Regions from separate parts of the Homo sapiens genome. Here region 1 is linked to region 2. The links are chromatin contacts, found by Hi-C or POLR2A ChIA-PET in ENCODE. All regions are on one chromosome and are shown on one strand. The core of a region is the stretch at or near the end of the contact, and the rest is flanking DNA. Distances in the headings are between cores, read along the strand shown.

Region 1 (3,605 bases), core at 529-3,028, 55 kb after region 2:
ATGTATAATACCTAAATTTTGATATTGAAATATCAGCTTTATTTAATAAATATAGAGTATAGAAAGCCATTCACTGAAATGATAGGTTTATATTTGTGAATGCGAAAATGTACACCAAAGAATGCCAACTTTGAAAGTTATTTGGTAAATAAAAACTAATGAAAGAAAGGTCATATGTTACTGCTACATTAGTGTTAATATGTTCATACATTAGACCTTCAGAGTCATAAAATGTATATGTAAAACTTTTTTCATTCTGTATTTGTTCTCAGGTTTCTTTTTGTAGGTGATGAACTCTCCATCTAGTTGCATAATTTTGGAGTCCATAGTGCTCACCATTACATGATGTAGTTGCATATATATTTTAAATGCAAATGATGTTTACCTTTGAAGCTAGACTTTGCCAAGGAGAAAAAACAGACTGATCCTGAAGTTTTAAACATTTTTTTAACAGTAGAATACAGATAATTTTATTGAGTTGGTAAAAAATCATTTTAAAAAATAGGCTAACAAAATATCTCCAGTTTGGAAAAAGTATCTGTTAATTAAAAGGTGTTTAGTTACTACCATACTTAACCTTAAACTGGGTTTTTCAGCCCAGTGAGACTGTTTTATAATTTAAGTCCTGAATCTAGCTTGCATGTACATTTAAATTAGTGCATTTAAATCTAACTTTACATATATTCTATCTTCATATTTTATTGTTGGTTATAACTTTTTAATGGAAGCAATATATGTTAATTTGGGAAAATTTGGAAACATAGAAGTATGCACAAAACTTGCTATAATCCCACTGCCCATAAGTGAACACTATTTTAATTTTGGTCCATTTCTTTTGAGTCATTTTGGTCACACACAGACATATGTGCACCCATACATATGTCTTCGTTATTCTTGGGTTAGGGAGTTCTATATTGTATTGGCATATTAGTTAGGGTTCTCTAGAGAAAGAGAACCAGTAGGATGTGTATATATAGAAAGAGGTTGAGATTTATTTTAAGGAATTGGCTCTTACAGTTGTGGAGGTTTGGTAAGTCCACGATCTGTAGGGTAGGGTGGCAGAGTGGAGATCCCGGGAAGTAGTCGAAGTTCAAGGCCAAAGGCAGTCTAGAGGCAGAATTCTTTCTTCCTTGTTGGGGAGAGGAGGGCACTTCTGTCTTTTTCTGTTAAGGTCTTCATTCACCTGATTTGATGGGGCCTACTCCCATTGTGGAGGGTCATCTGCTGTACTCAGTCTACTAATTTAAATATTAGTCTCTTCTAAAAAATACCTTCCCAGAAACATCTAGAATAATATTTGATGAGATACCTGAGTATCGTGGCCTATTAAAGTTGACATATAAAATTAGCCATCACAATTAGTATGTGATAATTTTGAGTTCCATTTCCCTGATTTGGAAAGATTCTAACAATTATGTTATTGCATATAACATAACACCTATATACATAAAACTTATTCTTTTTAATACATATATGAGTGCCTGGATCTTTATCCCTACTCTCACGAAGTTTACGTTCTGTGAGGAAAGACAGATGATAAACTAATAAGTTAATAAAAATATGTCAGTCATAAGTGCTATGCAGAAAAATAAGGCAGGATAAGGAGAGAGAGAGAGTCATAGAAGGGGTGTAGGGTGCTGTTTTGTTTAAGGTGGTTAGGGAAAGCCTCTCTGTTAAGTTTCTGTTTAAGTAGGGACTAAATGAACAAAGCAGAAAAGCGTGCAGCTGTATGGGTGAAAGGCATTCTGGGTGAAGGGAGGAGCAGCAACTGCACCGATCCTGAGGTGGGAACATGCCCAGCTGGTTTGAGAATAGCTGCTAGTAGTCCCATGGGCGGAAGGAGTGTAGGAGTGGGAGAATTACAGGGAGTAACGTGACAAGACAGGAGGCTGTGGTCAGAAAGTGGGATGCTAGTGCAATAACAGAGTCTGGGGATGAGTAGATGAAGTAGGGGGTAGATGGAAAAGTCTACATCTCTAATCTCTCTGTATTTCTGATCATTTTTACCGTCCCACATTGTGACTGTTTGTTTTAGAGCTGTTTATACTTGTACTCACATTCTACAACAGTTCAGTTTTGCTTTCAGAATCCCCAGAGTTTTATAAACTGAAAGACCAAACTAAAGGGTAGTTACTACTCATCTTTGTGGTGTCTATGGGATTCCTAATCCCATTTAAGGTCCTGTCAGCTGTCTATAATATAAATATTGTTTTGTAGCCCCATGCCCAGGATATCCTCAAATGAATATGAGAGGAACTTACTACTCTTCATGTGTAGGGCCTTTACTTTTGACTTGCCCGGCTCAATTCCTTTATCATAAAATGATGTAACACCTTCTATAGGAGTGTTCTTTGAATATTTCAGTGTTGTGGAAGTCGTCTATGGTTTTTGGAGACTTTGAGGACTCCGTGATCTTAAATTTACTCCTAGTAAAGTTGTGTCGATATAGATATTTTTCTTGTGACTTGGAATAATAGTTTATCAATTTCGGAATGCAGCTGAGGATTGCGGGTTCTAACATCTGCTGTCATCAGAAAGTATTTCATGATCTCTCCCAGCAGTTGAGGCCAAATTTCTGAACACTTTACTTTTTCCAAATGTATTTGCTGAATAATGGGTTTGGTTCTTCTTGGAACTTGTAAAGTTACCTCATGGAATGGAAAAAGAAGGTTTTGCCAACAACTGGAACATGTACTTGACTCCGTAACTATATTCAGCCAAACCATGTTCAGATATTTGTACATGATGTGCTAATCATGTGCCCATTTTGTTATGGAGCGGTTTGGGTTAGTAATATTAACATACTCTGTGCCTGAGCAAGGCAGATATTTCAGTTCACATTGAAGGCCTAAATTATTGGATTTTAAAGAATGTTGATCTGATATATTTGATTGCTAGTTATTTCTTCTGGATGTCTAGGTCATTGTATTTTGTTAGTGTCTTAGTTTTATTTTATTAGCATTTTATATTTTAATATTTCAATTTTGTTATATAGGGATTGTTTTATAAAAAAATTTAGTTATTAGCATTTTAATTTTCATTGAATGTTGACTTTCATGAAATCTTTTAAACAAATTAAAAGATATGAATATGAATTTCAGAAAATGTATAAAAATCGATTTATGCCTTTGTTATAATTTTTTTTAATTTCAGTAAGTATAACCGAGCATCTCAGCTTTGAAATGCATTTTAACACTTTTTTTCTTTAGTCTTAGAATATAGCCTCGAAGTGTACTTTGAAACTCTGTTTTCCTTCTGTTTCCACTAGACACTTCCTTGCACCATGTATGCTTATCTACTATATGCTTGCTTAGAAATTCCAGGGGCTAATTTTGAAACAAACCAGGCATGGAGGCCCTGTGGAACCCTCCCACTTGGGGGAGTCATGAACAGTTAGTCCACTACCATCAGGCTAAAGTCAAAGTAATGCCAAGTGGACCTCCGGATGGGCAGTTACCCGAGACAGCCATCAGAACAAGACACACAGACCCTGTGCCATTCAAACATCTCCTACAGCAAGTTTCCTTTTAAAAACACTATGATAAATTTTAAAACTTAAGATGGGACTTTAGAACACTAGTTCACTATCTTCTCAGTTTGCTGGC
Region 2 (3,863 bases), core at 747-3,246:
CTATTTGGATGCTCTTTATTTCTTTCTCTTGCCTGATTGTTCAGCCAGGATTTCCAATTCTATGTTGAATAGGAGTAGTGAGAGAGCATCTTTGTTTTGTGCCAGTTATCAAGGGGAATGCCTTCACTTTCGTCCATTCAGTATGATATTGGCTGTGGTTTTTGTCATAGATGGTTCTTATTATTTTGAGGTATGTTCCTTAAAAGCCCAGTTATTGAGAGTTTTCAACATGAATGGGGTGTTGAATAGTATAGCTGTCCAGTGGGAATATATTTTGTTTCTAAATTCACCATGTGTTGTCTCCATATTTCAGGATTAGGTCAAAGCAGAATACTTTTTTTTTTTCTTTTTAAGGCAGAGTCTCATTGTCTCCCCCAGGCTGGAGTGCAGTGGCCTGATCACTGCAACCTCTGCCTCCTGGGTTCAAATGATTCTCCTGCCTCAGCTTCCCAAGTAGCTGGGACTACAGATGCATGCCACCATGCCTGGCTAATTTTTGTATTTTTAGTAGAGTGGGGTTTTGCATGTTGGTCAGGCTGGTCTCAAACTCCTGACCTCGAATGATCCACCCGCCTTGGCCTTTCAAAGTGCTGGGATTCCAGGCATAAGCCACGACGCCCAACAAAGCAGAGTGCTATATGACAGATAAAATCAGTGTCATCAGCTGATGTGGAAGCCAAATGTGGCAGGGAGAGCAGGAATTTTATTAGCACATGGTCAAGAAGCCAAGTACAGATTAGGATTTGTGCCAGGTTCACCTGGACACTCTATTCTTGACTCAAACAGATGGTTTGTTTAGTAGCAAGGATTTTGGTGATAACAACTTTCAGAGAGTCTTCCTTTTGTGCCATCCTCTCAGAATTTGGACCGAATGCCTTCTCTATCTAATGTATAGTTGTCACCCTGAAATCTCCCTTTCAGGATCATCCTTCTTGACCTCTCATCTATGATGATCTCTTACTTGCTGTATTTCAGATCTCCCTTAGTCTTTGTTTACTTCTTTTAGTGGAGCCCATTTTCCAGTAGCTTCTTTTTAAAAGATTGTATGGGAAGTCACTTTTACACCTGGCATGTCTGACAGTGTTTTTCTACCAACTACTCTAACACTTGCTACAGGGACGGGTTGGAAATAATTTTCTTTAGAATCTTAAAGTTTTTGTTCTGTTTTTGTCTTGCTCCTGGTATTGGCTGCTGAGATGTTCAAAGCTGGTCTAATTTTTAATCCTTTGTATGTAACCTGTTTTTTCCTTTCTAGAAGGTTTGTGGAACGTTCTTTGTCTCCACTCTTCTGTAAGTTACAGTGGTATTCCTTGGTGAACATCTGTTTTCATCCATTATCTTTGCTATTAGTAGGCTCTGTTAATGTGGAATGTCATTTTCTCCGGTTCCGGGGAATTTTTTTGAGATTGTTGTTGCTGATTTCCCCCTCTCCAATTTCTCACAACTCTTTTTGGCCCTTGTATTACTGGCATATGGGACCTCGTGTCTTGGCCCTTTCATATATTCTTTCTGCTTTCCATCTCTTTATCTTCTGCTGGGCTTTTTGGGAGATTTTTTCTCAACTTTATTTTCTAACTCTTTGGTCGTGTATAATTTTTGCTAATCATTTTTGCTGTTTTAAACTTTCAGTAGCTCTTTTATTCTCTGGATATTTCCTTTCTTCATTTTATTTTCCCACAAGAACATGTTATTGTTTCCTGATTGCAGTATTTATTGTCTTTTTGAAAATGTTAAAGATAGTTTTCTTTGAAGTTTTCTTTTCCCCTGAATAGTTTATTTCCTTCAAGTATACTTTTTTTTCTGTTTAATTTAGTCTCTAATGTCATGTTAGAGTGTTTGCTCAGAAGTCTCATTATCTGTTCCTAATAAAAAATGGGTGATTTAGAAAGCCAGTAGAGGCTTGCACGTAGGTGAGGCTTGTGAACTTTGGGCTTTACTGAGGGGTGATTTATGTGGGCTGTTTATTAGGGAATCCCTCAATGTTTCTGTATTTTCGAACTCCTGACCTCAAGTGATCTGACCGCCTCGGCCTCCCAAAGTGCTAGGATTACAGGCATGAGTCACCGCGCCTGGCCTGTTTCTGTATTTTTGTCTTTCCTCATAGCCTGGTCAGACATCCCAGAGAGTACACTCCTGTCTTCTGCCTAGGACTGTGCTGTTCAATACTGTGGCCACTACCCACATGTAGCTATTTAAATTGAAATATAATTAAGTTAAAAATTCATTTCTTCAATGGCACTAGCCACATTTCAGATGCTCAATAGCTACATGTAGCTAATGGCTGCAGTTTTGGACAGCATAACTAGGGAACATTTCCATCATTGCAGAATATTCTATAGGACAACTGGCATAGGACCAAAGATCTTGTTGCCAGCCATCTGAGAGCTCATCCAGGGAAGATGGTCTGAGGTTTTAGCATTCAGGATTCAGCATGTATATGGTCACTTAATCCCACTGTTCTTAGAGTGGTGACCATGCCCTAAACTGTGCATTTCCTAATTGGGAAACTCTGTTTTACCTTCTCTAGAGAATAGACATGCAAGTTTATGCTGCGGTAGGAGAGGGACAGTTACCCAGAGGTGCAGAGAGAGAAGGGAATCTAGGAATCCACCTGCCCCTCACTCATTACCTAATCCTCTTTATTTTGGCAAACTGCCATTCATCTCCATTTGCATCCAGCAGTACCTGATGCTTCCGCCTCCTAGGCCTTAGGAGGATTCTGTGGGTTTGTTTTCAACTTTTTCCTCTGCTGGCTTACACTTTGTCTTTGCAGGTCAGCCAGGATAGTCAACATTTGGCTTTCTGCTTTCCAGCTTTTAAAATGTTGTTCTTTTTTTGGTTATTCTTTGTAGGTGTGGGATTTTTAGTGTGTTTTTTGAGAGAGCACAATTAGATATTTCATCTTAATATGAAACTCTTCAGACCTTTTTAGTTTTGTTTTTAGTTTTTTGGAATTCTTATTTTATTTCATGACACATTTGTTTTTATCAAAATTAATAAATTTATGTAAGCAAAAATAGAAAAAATTAACCACTGTATAATGTATATATAAAAGGTTATCATATTCTAGATAATGCTTTGTAACTCCTCATTTTCCTTATGTTGATATTGTTCTGCTGGATGTCTTCTCTTTGCCCTCTGGACACGCTCTCCATTCTTTTCTTTTGTCTGCCTCAAGAGACCCAGGGGGCACACTTTTCTCTTATTTCCAGTTGGGTGAGGTCAAGGGGAAGGAAGCCCTCGAAGGAGATAAAAGGGTGGATGGAGATTAAGGAGAGGATATTTATCTCCAGATAGCCTCTTTGTGGCATAATCTTGAGTTTACTATGCCCCTCTGTTGAAATCAGACCTATTAATACACCTAGAAATACATGTACTCACATACACAAATATACATAGATGTACACATTTTTAAAAAATTTGGCTTAAGGCAAAAATGGGATCATGCCATCTATTATATTTTGCAATCGGTTTTATTTACTGAATGTCAAGGATACCCAGTCATATCAGATGATGTGAGTTTCCTTATTCTCTTGAATGCCTGCTTAGTATTTCATAATAAATGTTAAAATAAATGTTCCCCCTTCTCTTATTGGTAGGCTTTATTATTGCCCACTGTTTATTATTACAAATTATACTTACATGAACAATGTTGTATCCATTTCTCTGTGTACTCCTATAAATATTTCTGCGTGATAGAGTTCTTGAAATATAATTATTAATTAAAAATGCACATTTCTGTCTTGACAAGTACTGCCTTATTACTAACTTAAAGGGTGGTACTTAATTTACAGTCTTAGTAGCAGGATAGAAAAATACATTTGTATCTATAGCCCTGCTAATGTTAAATATTGTGAATATTT

Evidence for each region. A loop is a pair of places that touch in the nucleus more often than their neighbours do. ChIA-PET counts read pairs that join two places held with the same protein, here RNA polymerase II (POLR2A). Pooled maps may share reads with other maps.
Region 1: a loop to region 2 is called in a pooled map of gastrocnemius medialis, with 2.0 times the contacts of the local background. The contact joins two enhancer-like sites. A Hi-C loop is called at or near these places in 2 of 168 maps with a recorded cell type or tissue (B cell and gastrocnemius medialis) and 1 of 50 pooled maps. POLR2A ChIA-PET finds 5 or more read pairs at or near these places in 2 of 52 experiments (GM12878 and activated CD4-positive, alpha-beta T cell).

What each region holds. Positions count from the first base shown.
Region 1 is chr2:30,564,178-30,567,782 of GRCh38, forward strand. All of the region lies in intron 4 of LCLAT1 (lysocardiolipin acyltransferase 1), which reads left to right. Among named protein-coding and RNA genes, the nearest start is that of LCLAT1, 120 kb to the left of the region's middle. Within about 2 kb of position 1,779, at least 6 of the 41 ENCODE cell types and tissues checked have a DNase peak (open chromatin) inside an H3K27ac peak, as active enhancers do; they include gastrocnemius medialis, where a contact is called at or near this core.
Region 2 is chr2:30,509,240-30,513,102 of GRCh38, forward strand. The region is part of intron 1 of LCLAT1 (lysocardiolipin acyltransferase 1); the gene reads left to right. Among named protein-coding and RNA genes, the nearest start is that of LCLAT1, 64 kb to the left of the region's middle. Within about 2 kb of position 1,997, at least 11 of the 41 ENCODE cell types and tissues checked have a DNase peak (open chromatin) inside an H3K27ac peak, as active enhancers do; they include gastrocnemius medialis, where a contact is called at or near this core.